Regions from separate parts of the Homo sapiens genome. Here region 2 is linked to region 1. A link is a contact called in ENCODE Hi-C or POLR2A ChIA-PET data. All regions are on one chromosome and are shown on one strand. The core of a region is the stretch at or near the end of the contact, and the rest is flanking DNA. Distances in the headings are between cores, read along the strand shown.

Evidence for each region. A loop is a pair of places that touch in the nucleus more often than their neighbours do. ChIA-PET counts read pairs that join two places held with the same protein, here RNA polymerase II (POLR2A). Pooled maps may share reads with other maps.
Region 2: a map of dorsolateral prefrontal cortex shows a loop between it and region 1 (3-fold over the local background). The contact joins two enhancer-like sites. A Hi-C loop is called at or near these places in 8 of 168 maps with a recorded cell type or tissue (IMR-90, ascending aorta, chondrocyte and 4 more) and 17 of 50 pooled maps. POLR2A ChIA-PET finds 5 or more read pairs at or near these places in 2 of 52 experiments (CD4-positive, alpha-beta T cell and SK-N-SH).

What each region holds. Positions count from the first base shown.
Region 1 is chr5:77,863,738-77,866,750 of GRCh38, reverse strand. No RefSeq gene overlaps it. Among named protein-coding and RNA genes, the nearest start is that of TBCA, 89 kb to the right of the region's middle. Within about 2 kb of position 1,635, at least 3 of the 41 ENCODE cell types and tissues checked have a DNase peak (open chromatin) inside an H3K27ac peak, as active enhancers do.
Region 2 is chr5:78,286,556-78,289,568 of GRCh38, reverse strand. The region is part of intron 1 of AP3B1 (adaptor related protein complex 3 subunit beta 1); the gene reads left to right. Among named protein-coding and RNA genes, the nearest start is that of AP3B1, 6.6 kb to the left of the region's middle. Within about 2 kb of position 1,533, at least 2 of the 41 ENCODE cell types and tissues checked have a DNase peak (open chromatin) inside an H3K27ac peak, as active enhancers do.

The DNA.
Region 1 (3,013 bases), core at 386-2,885:
CCTCCTGCGGCCATATACTGCATTGTAATGACCTGGCTCCTTGGCCACCTCCCCAACAGAACCATACATTTCATGAAAGTAGGACTGGGCTTGCCTGAACCATAGTGGGTAATCCACAGAGCACAGGATACCTTTGCCCTCCCTCCAGGGCAGCAGTCGGATGCCTCGTATCTAGAAGTCCTAACAAAGCAAGAGAGTGCAGGGCAGGGCCACCTTTTTTGGAACTCCAGGGGGTTCCACTGCTGTCCACGTGAATGGTGCCCCTGAGGCTCACAGTGCCCAACCTGCATGGCCACATGCAGCCACCCTGGCTCCACTCCTTTGGGGCTGAGTGGGAGGCAAGAGGAAGACAGGGAGCTGATGCCCACCCAGTGGCTACCACATGCTGGGCACTCTGCCAGCTGCTGGCATCCACATCCATGCCCTTGCTTAGTCCTCAGGCCCGCCCATATCCACCCTGCCTCCCTCCCACCCGCCCCACTCCTGCTCCGTCTCCTGCTGTAGGAGCTAAGGGGAGCAGGAAAGGCAAGACACCTCCGAGGGGTCCAAGACCAGGTGCATGAGGATGGGCACACACTTACATTCCCACAACCCCCAGGACTGCCCACCACCCTTCTCGCTGTTCATTTCCCATTTCACAACTCTAGAAAGTAGTTAGAAGTTCTAGATACTATTCAAGTCAAAGTTTTGTTATTATTATTATGATTATCATTAAACAATACAACGAAAACATCATTTGCAACAGAGCTTTGTTGGGGGTGGGAAACACCTAGCAGGACACTTCTAGCACCCCTCGCACTGCCCCAGCACCCCACATGCCCCCGCTCTTCTTCACTGGAAAATGAGGACAAGGGAGCAGAGTGGACAAACGGAGGCTGGAAAGGCACCTGTAGTAGCGCAGGGGCTGGTCTGTGGCTGCTGCTTGTCTGAAGTGGGGAATCGTACCCCTTCCTCCTCGCACAGGCTGTTGAGTTCCTAGAAGGAGACGAAGGAAAAGCCCTAGAAGGTTTGTGTTTGCATGTGCTAGAAAGGGAGAGAAGAACCACAGAAGAACCCAGAGGCTCCTGCCCCATCCCGGGCCCTGGCGTACTGCAAGGTACCCACACATTCCATGGGGACAGGAGGGCTGGGGTCTGCTGCTTCCCTTCGGGTGGGGGATGTTGAATGGCCTGGAGCCTAAAGTTAACGCATGCCTGACCAGCTCTTTAGGCTCTTTAGAGGAAGGACTCCGCCTGTGACACGTGCCCTTATAATGTGCCCAAGGCCCCTGAAAGCCCACTTGGAGCCCACGTGGCTGTGGCTTTCCAACCCACCTGCCCTCAGGGGGAGAGCTTCCTGGAGCAACATTTACCTCAGCCACCTCTAAGCTACCAGAGCCCCTGTCCACGAATTGCCTCCACCCTTCCAACAGCAAATCAGTACCTTTGCTGCTTCTGACAAAGGACCGCTCCCAACTGCCACATCGGAGCCTCTGTTTCCTCATCCAGATGTCGACACTAGCAAGTGTTCTTTCAGAAGGAGGATGACAGGACACTTTAGGAGCCACAGCAACCACACACAGGGAACGAGCGACTGCCGGGGCAGCTGATCAAGCAGGAAGTCCCACTTATTTGTCCTTCAGGCCCCACACCCTTGCAATGACCTGTGTAGGCTGCTCCTCCACTGGAGGCTGGCCCAGCCCCACAGACTAAGCAGGGAACACAGTTTGCAACCTAAACGGGGTGGGGAAGCCAAAAGTCCAGTTAGCAGATCCCATGGGGTGGCCAGGGAGGGTCACGGAATGGGCATTTAGGCTCACAGGACTGGGGTTCTAATCCTGACCCTGTCACCTTCTTGTGTCTTTGGAAAAATCTCCGAACTGGAGTTTCTCATTCTCAAATTGGGGGACTTGATGAGATGATGTCTAAGGCATTCCTCTTCCTTAACATTCTGGAATCCTAAGAGAGCAGAAGGTATGAGGCACCCCCTGTCCTCTCAAGCTCCAGCAATCCATGGAAAACTCTGCAGCGACAAAGAGCTCTCTTCTAACAAGATTTCTGGAATAATGGACTCCTTTAACAAGACTAATGTAATCAGCAAAGTATTCATGAATCCGAAATAATGTATTAAATTTCATGTGGCCTTTTAAAATTAAGAGGGAGAGCCGAACAAAATGTACAGTGGACATTATGAACTTAAAAGCCTTGAGAAATCACTCCATTACATTTAGTAAATATGTGTCAAACCCCTGCTTCATGCCAAGCACAGTGCTAGGCTCCAGGAGCCCAGGATGAATAAGACAGCCCCTACCCTGCAAAGAAATCAAGGTATGGCGTGGGCAGACCAACATGTCAAAAATGTCATTTCAAAATGCTTTAGTAAAGACGGTGACAGAGATGTGCCCAGGATGTTCTGGGGCTCAGCCCAGCCTGGGGAAAGTTCTAAAAATGTTCTTATAGAAAGTAATGTCTGAACTGACTTTGAAAGACGTACTTCAGGCCTTTTTGCTGAACCCAAAGCTCTACAAAGCTTTCCTACTTCAGCACAATATCTACCTGCACTATTGAGGTTAGGTCAAGTTATTGTTGAGGCTCTTTTATCTTTCCCCACTGGCCAGCAACCCATGAGGACTACTGAGAGCAGGAGAGGAGAGTCAAACGTTCTTAGCCAATTCCTTTCCAATTATTCTACACATTGGCATAGGTTTGGGTTAGATTAGCATCTTCAGGCTCAAATTTTAAGTATCCTGAAGTATATTCCACCGACAGAAAAGCTGACTTAAGATCACGGATTAGGATCAATTATGATTCTCCATCCCTGAACTAGACTAGCCTTTCACCAAAGTGCTCAGTAACTTCCTTAAAGCTCACTTATAGCAGGTAGGGATGGAAGGAAGAAGAGAAATGCCGACACAACTCTAGGCAGGTTAGAAAGCTTGAGATCTTCACTGAATTATATTAAATGTCTTAAGTCTACACTTGGTGTGCTCCCCTTGAAGTGGCTTAAATTTATCGAGTTTCTAGATTAAATTAGA
Region 2 (3,013 bases), core at 284-2,783, 420 kb before region 1:
GTGACTTTAGCAGCCAGTAACTTAGCAATGCAGTACCTCCTGCACACGTTGAAAGGTAGCATTTTTACTCTGTTTAAATCGGGGTGGGCTTTTCATTTGTTTAGATTCAAAGAGCTAATTTAGATCCAAGCAAAGTACTGCATGCTTTCCTGTAGTCAGTAATACAACCCAGTGTATTTGGATTGCATCAATAAAGCCTGACTTATTTTTTAACTTAAATCTTATTCATTGTCAACTTTACAATATCAAACATGAAAATTCTATTACATTCATTCTTAACCTTTAATATCAGTGATTCTCAGGAGAGTCCAGTAGGAAGATTACATGTGTCTGTGGTTTGTACGCAATTATAGCAACTCTGACTTTATCTCCACTACTTTTTGTATCTTTCTGAAAGGCATATAGAAATGCAGCTGAGTGAGATTCATTTACTTAGAGGGATGTTATTGAATATACTTTCTTAAAAATACAATTTTATTAATAGTAACGCATTATATTTGACCTACCTCAAAGAGTCATTGTGTCTCACTATGGGTTCTAAACTTGTTTGTGTTTAAGTCCATTTTTTATTAATACTTAATTTTATCTAGTGTCTGTACCATATTTTTGGGTGTTTTTTTTTTTCATTTAACATTTTTTCATGGTCTAGTTGTTTAGAGCTTGCTCTACTTTCTTTTTGCTTATCCTAGTATTTCTCATTTAAACTTTATCTCATTGTGTATTTTCAGTTTATGTAGTTGCTCAGTGAATATTTCTTAAATATTTATATAGATAAATCGTTCACACATTCTGCTCATATTAAAGACTGTGATTTGTGTGAAGGTGCCTAGCAAAGTGTTTGGCTCATAATTTTGCTTAATAAAATATTTTCAGATCCTTTTACTCAATTCAGTGATTTAGATTCCATTAACATTTGCTCTCTCATTAGCCAATGTTGTTAAAAAATGAAGCATGACTGATTCCGTGGACCCTATACAGAAGGAAACCCTCATCTGGTATCTCCATTGTATTGTAGTACAGCATCACCCTGAAGCTAATTTTGTGTAGTTCACTTGGGTCTTTGCTGTGGTTAGGATTAACTGACTCGGAATTGTCATGTAGGTATGGAATGAACTTTACAATCAGGATTTTTAGTCTTTATCCCAGTCTTCAAAGGCATCTTTACCTCCCAGTCTTGGATTATTCCATATGTATGGTTCATTCCTCTGTGTTTTCACCATAAAAATGCATAACAATTATAGTGTCTTTATCTTGTTTTTAAGAAACTCAGACTTTATTTGGAGAGATTAGGCTAATGTGAACTAACCGTCAGTAATTCAAGTATACAATTAGTGTTAAATTGTGTAATTCAACTTTTCAGTGTGGCATACCTATTGAAAATTATTTGTTATAAGCCTTTGTTTGTGTAAACAGTGATTTACTGAAGAAAATGGAAATGCTGGAATTTTGAAATGTTAAGGACATTTTAGTTTGAGACGTTGAAGTGTTGGTGCCCTGAGTCATAAGCATGACATGAAGAGGCACGGGCTCCTTCCTCATTGTGAATTCCTTTCTCTTGTGCTCAGGAGTTCAGGGTTGCTGCTATGAAAATATGCTTCAGTCATGATTTTGTCAGCATACTGTTATACATCTGATCATCTTTAGTTATGAAGATTTAAATCTCTTGTGTTCTAATAATTCCAGGTTTGATAACTGATCTGTCTTGTTTATTATGTTTAGCTAATTGAAATTTATGGTCATTAGATCTGGTACTAGAGCTGTTAACATATTTGCTTGCTACATATGTAAACTGGATCCTACTTTTTTTTTTTTTTTTTTACAAGGGGTACATTAAGTTATTAGGAAATTTTAGTATTTTATTGATTTTTCACTAAATTTCAGCATTTGTTCCAAGGTGACTAAAAATAAAAGAAGAAACTGTATACTAGCATCTGCAGTGCATTCCTAGCAGCTGAACTAGTTGTTTTTGTCTTCATAAAAATAAGATCGTAAGTTTTACAAAGGGCCAACTATTCAAATTAAGGATTGTCATTTCAGTGGTGCAGTAGGGTTCCATTTATGATTTAATTCTTGAAATATATTTCAAATTAAATAAGATTTTACTACATTGAATAGAAATTTGATGAAATACTGCCTGTAAACAGAGTCTTACTTTCCAACAGATTATAAAACCTTTTATCTTATTTTGCTTTGCTTGCATATCTCCTTGAAGGAGAGTTGGTTCTGACTTCTACATTTTGTCTTAATAAATATTCAAGAAAATATTCTTTCTTGACAGTAGGATATGTTATTTTTAAAATCACTGATCTGGTAAAATTTGAGGAGAAAAATCTGAAAATTAAATTTCAAGCCTTACCATTAAATCATAAGATGTGAGATTTTATGTTATTTAAAAAAAATTTAGTATTTGGAGCAACATTACCAGAGCTGAATGATTAAAGCACATGAAAAAGGCAGACAGATGGTTGGTTGAAATGTTCTTTTTTGCTGCATGAAAAGTTATAAATGCTCATAGAATGACAAATGTATTACAGTGAAATAATTTGACAGTATTTCACTTGTGTATATAAATGAACTACTGACAAAAACAAATTGCCTGCAGTCCAAATTCAAAATTTAAAATGAAGAGCTTAAAGTAGAATAATCAAGAAGGAAATGATTTTCCTCTATTTCATATTATTATGAATAACGTTGGTTCGTGTATTTAGAGAAGGCTTATTTAGCCTATCAGCTGGAAAGACTTAATAGATCTACAAAAGTGAACAGTTTATAGCCAATATCTGTTTATTGATGGACTGATTATTTATATTGCTGATAGGAACCAGCCTAATTAGAAGTCCACTGTCTTTAATTCAGCTGAGTGAGTTGGCATGGTAGCTGGACAAATGAGAGAAGAATGAATAAGGCCCTGTCTCAGTTTGTTTTATGCTGCTATAACAAAAAACCTGAGACTGGGTAATTTCTAAAGAATATAATTTTATTTCTCACATTTTTGGAGGCCAGGAAGTCCAAG